Regions from separate parts of the Homo sapiens genome. Here region 1 is linked to region 2. Evidence: read pairs that join two places in POLR2A ChIA-PET (ENCODE). Cell type or tissue: GM12878. All regions are shown on one strand. Each heading gives the region's core, and the rest is flanking DNA. Links, peaks and the distances in the headings are about the cores only. Region 1 has its middle 19 kb from the start of XYLT2. Region 2 holds the start of PPP1R9B (protein phosphatase 1 regulatory subunit 9B).

Evidence for each region. Peaks named below come from ENCODE experiments on the same cell type or tissue, not always from the same donor. Only the 100,000 strongest peaks of a DNase experiment are listed, where the experiment ranks them.
Region 1: POLR2A ChIA-PET joins it to region 2 with 10 read pairs; 3 of 35 experiments call an interaction of 5 or more read pairs at or near these places.

What each region holds. Positions count from the first base shown.
Region 1 is chr17:50,324,777-50,330,074 of GRCh38, forward strand. No RefSeq gene overlaps it. Among named protein-coding and RNA genes, the nearest start is that of XYLT2, 19 kb to the right of the region's middle. In GM12878, for the core only: no CTCF peak of the experiment used is centred there; a DNase peak (open chromatin) is centred at 2,295.
Region 2 is chr17:50,145,489-50,150,828 of GRCh38, forward strand. PPP1R9B (protein phosphatase 1 regulatory subunit 9B) reads right to left here and starts at 5,189. Exons shown (of 10, transcript NM_032595.5): 1 at 3,655-5,189. The coding sequence starts at 5,025. LOC124904025 (a long non-coding RNA gene) reads left to right here and starts at 3,247. Exons shown (of 3, transcript XR_007065841.1): 1 at 3,247-3,339. RefSeq lists enhancers at 799-1,469, 1,470-2,138, 2,771-2,840 and silencers at 3,571-3,690, 4,541-4,650, 5,300-5,340. In GM12878, for the core only: CTCF peaks have their summits at 849 and 4,565; a DNase peak (open chromatin) is centred at 3,233; H3K4me3 peaks cover 5,000 bases; H3K27ac peaks cover 4,494 bases.

The DNA of each region.
Region 1 (5,298 bases), core at 1-5,000, 180 kb after region 2:
CTGTCTGCAAGCTGGAGAATTAGGAGAGCCAGTGGTATAACTGGCTTGAAAGTTACACCATTGGCTACCCTGCTTCTCAGGCCTTCAAACACAGTCAGAGTTACAATAGTGCAACTTCCAGTCCAAGGCCAAAGAACTGAAAACCAGGGAGGCTGCTGGTATCAGTCCTGGAGTGCAAAGGCCCAAGAACCAGGATCTTCAGTGTCCAAGGGCAAGGGAAGATGGATGTTCTAGCTCAAGAAAAGGGAGTTTGGGTATGGTGGCTTGTGCCGGTAATCCCAGCATGTCCAGGTGGGAGGACTGCTTGAGGCCAGAAGCTGGAGACCAGTGTGAGCAACATAGTAAGACCTGTCTTAAAAACAAAAACAAAAACAAAAAACATGTCCGGGTGTGGTGGTGCAAACCTGTAATCCCAGCACTTTGGGAGGCCGAGACCAGTGGATTGCCTGAGCTCAGGAGTTTAAGACCAGTCTGGGCAACATGGTGAAGCCTCCTCTCTACCAAAAAATACAAAAAATCAGCAGGGCATGGTGGTGCAAGCCTGTGGTCTCAGCTACTTGGGAGTCTCAGGTGGGAGAATTGCTTGAGCCTGGGAGGTGGAGGTTGCAGTGAGTTGAGATCACGCCACTGCACTCCAACTTGGGTGACAGAGTGAGACCCTGTCTCAAAAAAATATATATTATGATATATAATTTAATATATAAATGTGTAATATGTATTATTACACGGTTTCAGTACTACCTCCAGGACTGGTCACAAACAGGACCAGCAGGCTCAAGTGAACTGCATAAGCAGATGACCACGCCCCTCTGCCATCCACCACTGTTGAATCCCTGCCTCCTCCTTCTATCACATCTATAGCCACCTTGGGGTAGAGGGTCAGGGGCCTAGAACCAGCTGATGCAGGACAAAAACCAACCAGGTTTGCTTCTTGGATGAGTTGGCTGGGAAGAGGGGGTGAAAGCCACAAATGGACACTGAAAGCGGGGGTGAAAGCCCTTGGACACTGAAGATCCTGGTTCTTGGGCCTTTGCACTCCAGGACTGATACCAGCAGCCTCCCTGGTTTTCAGTTCTTTGGCCTTGGGCTGGAAGTTACATGTTGTAACTCTGACTGTGTTTGAAGGCCTGAGAAGCAGGGTAGCCAATGGTGTAACTTTCAAGACAGTTATACCACTGGCTGTGCTGCTCTGTGGCTCTACTCAGGGCTGGCCCTCGAAGCACAGGGGCAGAGCTTCATGTGGTATGTGTGATTGTCCACTTTGTGTGCACAGAGAATGGCCAGCAGAGGGAATGGCCGTGGACTCAGGGGTAGTGGCAAGTGGCTTGGCTTGTTGCTCAGGGACCTAGAAGGAGACACATCAGATTAGGGAAAAGCAAGTCTGGGGAAAGACACGTGGATGGGCCCACGGGGGTGGGCACAGAGTGTGAAGATTTGTATCACATGTTAATGTGATCAATGAAGACCACCCAGGGGCTGGAGTGAAGCCAATCCCAGCCAGGCCAGAGAGAAATAAAGAGACAGTTTTGACAGAAGGGATAAAGTGTTCTTGGAGGCAGAAACAGCAGATGTCCATTACAATGACAAATTCTTTTTTGGAACAAGTAACCAAGAAAAATTTCCCTAGATCCTTACTTCTAGATAGAGTCGATTGGTCCAGTCTCTCACCAAAAAGGTAATTAACCGGCTTCTGTGTGAATACTTTCAAATCAGGATCCTTACTACCTGTAGAGGCAACATGTGTCCCTCGAGGACATTCGCCATTGAGGCAGGCTGGGGTTTTCTCTCCTACCCTCCAGGGAGGTGCCGTTACCCTCCCCCATCTTAGGCTCACACCAAGCTAGGATATGGAAGAAGGTATTCTTTTTTTTTTTTTTTTTTTTTTTTTGAGACAGAGTCTCCCTCTGTCACCCAGGCTGGACTGCAGTGGAGCAATCTCGGCTCACTGCAACCTCCGCCTCTCAGGTTCAAGCGATTCTCCTACCTCAGCCTACCAAGTAGCTGGGACTACAGGCACACCACCACACCCGGCTAATTTTTGTATTTTTAGTAGAAACGAGGTTTCACTATGTTGACCATGCTCTTGAACTCCTGGGCTCAGGAGATCCGCCCACCTTGGTCTCCCAAAGTGCTGAGATTACAGGCAGGAGCCACTGCACCTGGCTGAAAGAGGGTATTCTGATAAGATGAAGAAAAATGACAGATGCTTTGTTCGCAGAGCAATCTAGTGAAGTTATGCTGCGGGAAATGATACATTTTACTAAGAGAATGAATGGTTTGGTAAATGTTTCACTCATGGGTGGGTGGGGGGAACTAAAACCATCTCCCTAACACACAAACCACCTCCACTTCCACTGAAAGAAAAACCAGAAAGAATCGTTTGGTGAGAGCCTGGAACAGGGATGCAAATGGAAAAAAGGCCACGGGGACTGGGGTAGGAGTTGGGCACGGGGTGTATGGGGGAGAGGAGAGAACAACGAGAAACCAGAGAGGGAGATTTGCTGAGCTGGTCTCTATACCATGCTTGAGGCTCTGACTGCAGTTGATTGTCTAATGACGAGGCTTCCTCTTCCTGCCCTTATATTATTTATTTATTTATTTATTTATTTGAGATAGCGTCTCGCTCTGTCACCCAGGCTGGAGTACAGTGGTGCGATCTGGGCTCACTGCAACCTCTATCTCCTGGATTCAAGTGATTCTCCTGCCTCAGTCTTTGGAGTAGCTGGGACTACAGGCGTTCGCCACCACAGCTGGATAATTTTTGTACTTTAAGTAGACAAGGGTTTCACCATGTTGTCCAGGCTGGTCTGGAACTCCTGACCTCAAGTGATCCACCCACCTCAGCCTCCCAAAGTTCTGGGATTACAGATGTAAGCCACCGCGCCAGGCCTGCCCTTTTAAATAGTAAGGGTTATACTTACCTGTGGCTTAAATTGGTACTAATTACTTCTTTTTTATTTTTTTATTTTTTCTTGTTAGATTAAGAGATGATTTATTTGAATGGGAAAGGAATAGAATAAGAAGACACTTTTATTATCACCATGACCATATAGAAGGAGGACATATTTTTAAATAATATGAGTGGAGCCAGTTAAGAAGCAACGTTTCTTCTAGCAGATTTACTATTACCCCCTCCCCCAGATTGTCTTCCCACGTTAGGCCCAAAATTCTACTTAGAATGACTGGCTTTACATTCCATTTAGTCCTGAGGTAATGTCTCCAAAAGTATACTGAATTTTGAATTTAGAGAAAATGATAACAGACATGGATGTCTTCATTTTTATTCATTTTTTAGAGATGGAGTTTCATTCTGTTGCCCCAGCTAGAGTGCAGTGGCACGAATGCAGCCCACTCTGCCTCAAACTCCTGGGCTCTAATTACTTCTGAGTATGATCCAGATGTCTCTTGGTGGAGCCACATTAAGAGGCAGGCCACGGATGTTGCAGTGAGCCGAGATCGCGCCACTGCACTCCGGCTTGGGCGACAGAGCAAGACTCCGTCTCTAAAAAAAGAAAGGCAGGGCAGTGTGGCAGCTGCCTGGGGCGAGCCTTTGGGATTAATCAGAAAGGTGCTGCCAGTGACCTCAGGTTTCCACCTGGGCTTCCTCACATAAGGGGTGAGATGTAAACGATCCCTATCCCACCAGAGTGGGCGATGCCCTCGAGTGGAAATTTTAAAATACCGTTCACTGGCCCCAAAGGGTTTCTGTGGAGTGTTTTCACAGAAAACGCATACATCGCAAAGTGCGGCCATGGGCTTGGCAGCAACTTCAACGCAGCCGGCGACTCTGATGTGCTTCCCTGAAGTCAGCAGCTGCAGTCAGCTGAAATTACAAAAGCAAATCACACCAGGGGATGCTGCTCACACCAGAAGGAGAGATTTATTTTGTTGCCTAATATTTAAACAGTTTAAAATCCTCACAATAAACTGTCTAGTTCAGAAAAGAGGATGTAACAAATGCATGCAATAAATCCCTCATTTTTAATGAAAGGGAATATATTTAGTTTTTATTAACAGAACATCTGTTTCTCTCCATCTCCACTTAATAAGTGTTCAAAGAATGTTGGTTTGAAGGGGCACCCGCATCTCCCAGTCCTCCAGCCCTGGCCTTAATAGCCTGTGAGTGCAAACGAGGCCATGTTATCACTGATGCCCAACCACAAAGTGCTTTGCAGCACCCCAGGCGCACAGCCGCGCCCTCCCCAGCATCTCTGCACTGGCCTCCCTGTGCCCAGCAAGCCTCCCTGTCCGAGCCTCCTCCACAGCCAGCCACTTCCCACGTGCTCCCTCATAAGGGGCCCAGCACTGCCGTGGATTCTGGAACCATGCAGCACTCGAGGCCTCTGCTGATGCCGTGGGCCAGCTGGTCCATGCTGGGGGCACCCAGAGCCCCTGGGCCGTGAAACAACTTTCTGTAGAGATCTGGAGGTAGAGGAACAGAGGGACAAGGGCCCTGGGCAGCTCCATACCACCCACTGTCACTTGGACTTTGAGGGGCAGAGAGGTGTCCAGAGTGTCCCCACATCCTTCAGCTTCTGGCCTGACACCTGTCTTCATGAGGATCCTCAACCTGTTTCCCAGGCTGGGCCAGGAGATAGCCCCTCCATTCCCTCCCTTCTCCTCTCCCACTTCCTCTCTCTCCTTCCTGGATTTTCCTCTTTGCTGGTGTGTGCATGCACACACACACACTGCAGGCATGCCACCACACCCAGCTAATTTTTGTATTTTTAGTAGAGACGGGGTTTCACCATGTTGACCAGCTGGTCTCGAACTCCTGGGCTCAAGTGATCCACCCGCCTTGGCCTCCCAAGCCCATGAGCTCAGAGGTTTTTTGCCCACTTAATTCACTATTATATCCTTAATGCCCATAACAGTGCCTAGCACATAATAGATGCTCAGTAAGTTTTGTAGACCAATTGAACAAAAAGTGAATAAAAGAAATGCTCATGATTCCTCCTTCCACATAAGAGCCCAAGCCCCTCTATGTATCATTTCAGATAAACAGAACCCATGGGGTCCCCAGTCCATCAGCTCTACAGGTTGGGCTCAGCTGGGAAACCTGCTATAGGGGATACTGCTGTTATCAGCACGCCCTGGCCTCACCAGCTGGGGTCTGCCCAATGGGCACAAGTCTGAGGGCTCCAATTCCCATTCCACTCAACTCCAGGAAGCCCAGCCTTCCGCAGTACTCCTGGGACCCACTGGGCCCTACTGACCTGTTCCCTTGGGTCATCCTTGTGCCCTGTGCCTCTGCCTCTACTGCCCACTTGGCTCTCTCCTCCTACTGCCCCCTCTGTC
Region 2 (5,340 bases), core at 341-5,340:
TGTAGCTCCAACCAGCGTGAGCATGGTCTGCCATAGGCACAGAAGGGGAATCCTGGAGAAACGTCCAACTCAGGAACCCAGACACCCAGATAGAGGGAAAGTGAGAGATAGGACCCAGAGAGCCAGACAGGCGAGAGGGGACACAAAGACAGACACAGAGAGGAAGGAACAGGCTGAGCAGAAGAGGGGAAGAGGAGGAGGGGAGAGAGGATGGAGAAGATGCTGGAGAATGCCAGATGGGGAGAGAGGGGGGAGCGGGTGTGAGACAGAAGAGGAGGAGGGGAGCAGGAGGGGTGGAAGGGGAGAGGTACCCAGGACTGGCTCTGACTTGCCGCTCAAGTGGATGTTGGAGCAGGGGAGGGAAGCAGGAAAGACCATCTCTATCCCCGTGGAGAAGAGGCAGGCCCTCCATCCCCAGGAGCCCCTCGGGTGGCAGAAGCAGGGGAAAAAGCTGGGCCTGGCCTTCCCTGCACACCCAGGCCGCTCTCCCTCCACAACTGCAGCTCTCTAAGTTACGCCCCCTGTCCATGTGCTAGGGGGCCCAGGAGACTGAGGAGGGGACAGCCTCTGACACTGCCCACAGCGAACCCAGGCGCCATGGGGCTCCGAGGCCACCCCTGCCTTGGCATCTCCTGTACCCCTCTGTTGTCTCTCTCCAATGTCTCTCAGCAAAAAGAGGAATTCCTCAGCTCTGACTCCCTCAGAAGGACAGAGAAGGTGGGGCTGGGCTCTGTGGGAATGTCTAATTCTGGGCCCAGGCAGGGGTGCCCCCAGTGGGAGGTTAATGAGCACCATTTGGGGTACCATGACATGCTCAAGCTTCATCGCCTGCAGTGACAGGTTGGCACCACTTGGAGCCAGGCGGGGGCGGGGAGGGATGGGGAACAGCTCTATCAGTTGGCTGAGTCTGAGCCCCGAGGAGTCAGACTAGGACCCCATCTCCCCCAAGGGCCCTTGTCAGGGCCCGTCTCCTCCAGGAGCAGACCTTGTGGGCACCCTGGTGGGCAGCAGCACTCTCGTGTCCCAGCCTTTGTCTGGGTTTGCTCCGTGTCGTCCCCACCCCCTACCAGAGAGGCTCACTGCCACAGTGGGAGAGGGAGGGGGTGCTCATAGGACTAGAAGGCTTAGGTGGGAGGGACCCCTCTGGTCACTTAGCTCAATGCCCTCAATTTCACAGCATCAGAGAAACTCTGGCTCCAGCCCTTAAAGCTCATCTGTCCATTGCACCCCTCGAACAAACAGGCTGCCTACCTTGCACATAGTCCAGGGCACCAGGCCCACTGCCCAAGGTCACATGGGTTAAACTGTGGCCAGGCAGAATGAGACTGCACCCAGCTGGGACAGGTGGGTGGGTCACCGGTGACTTGGTTTCCACTGCACACATGCCCCAGGCTCTGGGACAGGGCTGATGTGAGCCTGGACTCAGCAGTGGGATTTGGCCCACTTTGCACTGGAGTCCCCTGACTCTCACCCTCTGCTCTAGGAGACACGGTCCCTTCATCATTGAGTCTCTACAGTCTCCTGAGTCAACGAAACCCCTCCCTGACACACATGGACACACACGCCCGCTGTGACCTCCAAAACACACCTCACAGCCTGTCCTGGGCTGCACCCTGCCCTCTTCTCTCAGCCTATCAAATCCTGTTCCCTTTCTGGTCCTGCCGCCTGCAGGAATCCCAGGCCTGGGCTCAGAGGCCCCAGACCACCTCCTACCCCTCCTCGGGCTGCCCACCATGATATGCCGGTCTAGCAGAGGGCCCTAGGGGAGGTCCCACCTCCCTGAGGCCAAGCTGGAATTGGGTTCTCTGCCCTCAGCAGAGGCCTCCACCTCCAGAAGGGCAACAATTGGGTCATCCATGGGGACCGGGACCCTGGACTTGGCATCAAGGCAGGGGCAGGAAGAAGAAAAAGTGGGGCCCCTGTGCCAGGGTGGGGAGGAGGAAATCCCCAGTGAGGCTGAAAGCCAGCCACACTGGGCCCGCCACACACGCTGGCTCTCACACAGGGCGGGCCAGCTCCAAAGTCACCAGGGAGCCGGGAAGCACTGCTCCAAATCATGTGCTATTTTTTACTGAAAAATCAGGGTAAGGCGTCAAATATAGACAGTCAGAGGCCCAGACCAAACTCCAACTCTGAGGGAATCGGACTTCTCGCAAAATTAGTGGGGGTGGGGTGGGGGGATCCAAACTCTGCTTCAGAGTCCCAAGAAACACTACAGTCCCCCATTCCCTTCAGAACCCCACTGCCTTCAGGAGGGGAAAGGGGTTGGGAGAGGACCCCGCAGGTCCCAGCCCAGGGGAGAGGCTGGCCTGAGAGCCACTCACTTTTAACCTTTCAGGCCTCTTGCTGGGGTGGGAGGTGGGAGAGGGGCAGAGGCTGACATTCTGGGCGAGTGAGAGGAAAGTTGGGAAGCTTCAGAGTCCAGGAGTAGTTATGGAAACGACAAGCAAACAGATGGTGCTTTGGCTAGGGAAGGGTAAAGGCAGGGCAGGGTCCAGGCCAAGGAGAGTCCAGGGACCTGGACACTTCCATGGGGCGGACCTGGGGCCGGGTGCAGCTGAGCCTGGGGCGGTGAGGAAGAACCCTGCAGGCTGAATGTGCTAGCCAAGAGTGGAGGGTGGTGGGAAGTGGGGGGAGGGGTGGCCTGGGGTTTTTGATTCCCCCCAGGGGATGTTCCCTCCCCATCAGGGCTGTTCTGAGGATCTCAAAGCTCTGGCACAACCCACAAACCAACCACCAATAGTGGCCGTGGGGATGAGACCCCCAAAAGGGGCAGCTCCCATCCCTCTTTCAGGGCTCCCAGAGAATGTGGCAAGAACACTTGGGGCCTGCCAAGGCCATGGGAGTCTGTCCTATTGAGCAGCCAAGAGTAAAGGCATGCCCACTACTGCCAGGCACCCAGGGGGATCCCAGCCCCACCTCCTCCTCCTCCATGCCTGCAGAAGGCCTCTCCCCATCAAGGACCACACAAAGTGCCCCTCCCTGTGCAAGGAGGACCGGGCAGCTGGCCTGCAGGGACCCCCAGGGAACACGGCGCCAGCCAGTCACATGGCCACAGACCAGCTCACCCTCACGATCTGCTTCCCTCTTTCACTTCTGCAAAGTTGGGGTGGGGGTACAAACAGAATAGAGGAAGGGCTGCCTGCGGTCCCCTGCAGCTTCGTTTTGAGAAGTTCCTGGCTTTCCCCTTTCTCACCTCATCCAGCTCCCATACAGGGGGAAAGCACCCCGGCCCCCTCTCTACCCAGTGAAGGGCAAATGTCTCTCCTGAAGACACACACACCCCTTCACACTACCCAACCCCAGCCTCTGGCAGCCTCTGGAGGAAGGAATGTCCGGGTGAGGAAGGGAAAGCAGGTGTCCCAGGACCCGCGTGGGGCAGGGCGGGTTCCGCGGAGCGGCGGGGCGGGGCAGCAGGCGGAGGAACCTGAGGGCAGGTCGGGGCAGGCCACCCCCCTCGCACACCTGAAAATCCCTCTCTGACAAACAGCTGGAACTCCCCCACGCCCCCCTGAGGGTGGGAACTTCTGGGAAGGGGGCTGGGTGGCAGGGGCTGACTCAGCCTGCCAAACCCGGCTGGCTGGCTGGCGAGCGGGGGCGGCCGCGTGCACGTGGCAGGGGCGGCGCGGGGGCAGGGCGGGGGGGCTCACTTACTTGGATGGGCGCCGTGCTGAAATGGATCTTCCGGCTCGGGGCTGGGTCCTCCTCCTCCGACAGCCCCGGGATCTCCACGCACCCCGACTCGGGCTCGTAGGGGGGCTCCCCATCCTCCTCGTCGTCTTCGTCGTCCTCCTCCAGGGCACTGCCCGCAGAGTCCTCCCCGAGCCCACTGTAGGCGCTCACGTCCACCAAGTCCGCCTCCGAGAAGTCCTCCTTCTTGGATTCATCTACCTCCTCAGGGGCCACGTCCGGGGCCCGGCCATTGCCCACCCCCCTCTCTGGCGGCGCTACCGCCGCCGCCTCCTTCTCCGGGGCCGCTTGGGCCTTTGGCTCCTCGGGCGCGGGGCTGGCTGCAGTTGCCACGGTGCTGCCATTCTCCAGGGCCGCGTGGACCGTAACCTCGGCCTGGATCACCTCCCCGGGCGCCGACTCGGCCTCCGACTCCCCGCTCTCCTCCACCTCCACCGGCTTAATCTTGCGCACCTCCCGGGGCTTGGGGGGCGGCCGGGCAGGGGCCACTCGGTGCTGCGGGGGCTGCTGCCCTGCGGGGCATCGCTCTTTCTCGGCCGGGGCATCCCCCGACGGGGCGGGCGGCGGCGGCGGCGGGGGCTGGAACACCCGGGACCGCTTGCTGACCAGCTTCGAGTTGACCTGGGGAACCCCTGCGGCCCTGGGGAGCCCGGGCCCGCGGTGGAGGCCGGTCCTCGAGTCGGCCTTCTCGAAGACGGCGCTGAGCTGGCTGACCGTGGGGGACACGGCGTCAGCGTCCAGCTTGTCCAGCGCCTCGGTGCTGCCGTTGAAGCGCACCACGACGTCCAGCTTCCGGTCCTGCAGGCCGGCGCGCTCCTGCCTCAGCAGCCGCCGCGCCGCGGCCTCCTTGTCGCCGCCTGCGGCCGCTGGGGCGCTCCGTTCGAACAGCTTCCGCGTCTCCTGCAGCCGGGACGGCGGGTGCGGCGGCGGCGCAGGCTGCGCGGAGGGCGCGGGCTTGGAGTCGAAGCGGCTCACGCGCTCCGACACGCTGGTGCCCAGCTTCAGCAGGGCGCTGTGGTCCACGTTCTCGTTCAGGCTGCTGGCCCGCGGCAGCGACAGGCGCACGCCGCGCTCGGACGCCCGTGGGGCCTCGGCCAGGCCCGCGCCGCCGCCCGCCTCGCCCGAGGGCCCCGCCGTCGTGCCCATCTGCAGGAACATACTTTTGATGCGGTGGACGTTGGAGCCATATTTCTTGTGGTGGGCCCCCTTGGGTGCCTCGTCGGGCCCGGGCGCGTCGGGCGGCTTCAGCGCCTGGATGCCCGCCTCGTAGGCGCTGCGGTGCGGGGAGGCGCTCCGGAGGGGACCCCCGGGCCCCCGTGGCTCCGTCTTCATCATGGTGGGGGGAGCCGGGTTCGCATGCCCCTGCTCCCCGCTCCCCCGCTTCAACAGGCGGCTGGCCAAGTCGGGACCACCGCCCCCTCCCCCCGATAAAAGAAACCCCGAAGGCCTTTTTTAGGGTCCCCCCAAAACCAAGCTGCCAAAAACAGTTAATCCCGCTTTAAAAAAAAAAATGAAAAAAAAAAAATCTCCAAGCGCCCTGTGTGTGGGTCGCCTCCCCCAATCAAGCTGCCGAAGACAGCCAGCCCCGCTTCAAAAGCCCGAGCGGCCTGGTACGGTCGCCCCCACCCAAATTAGCAAAGCGGCGTCTGG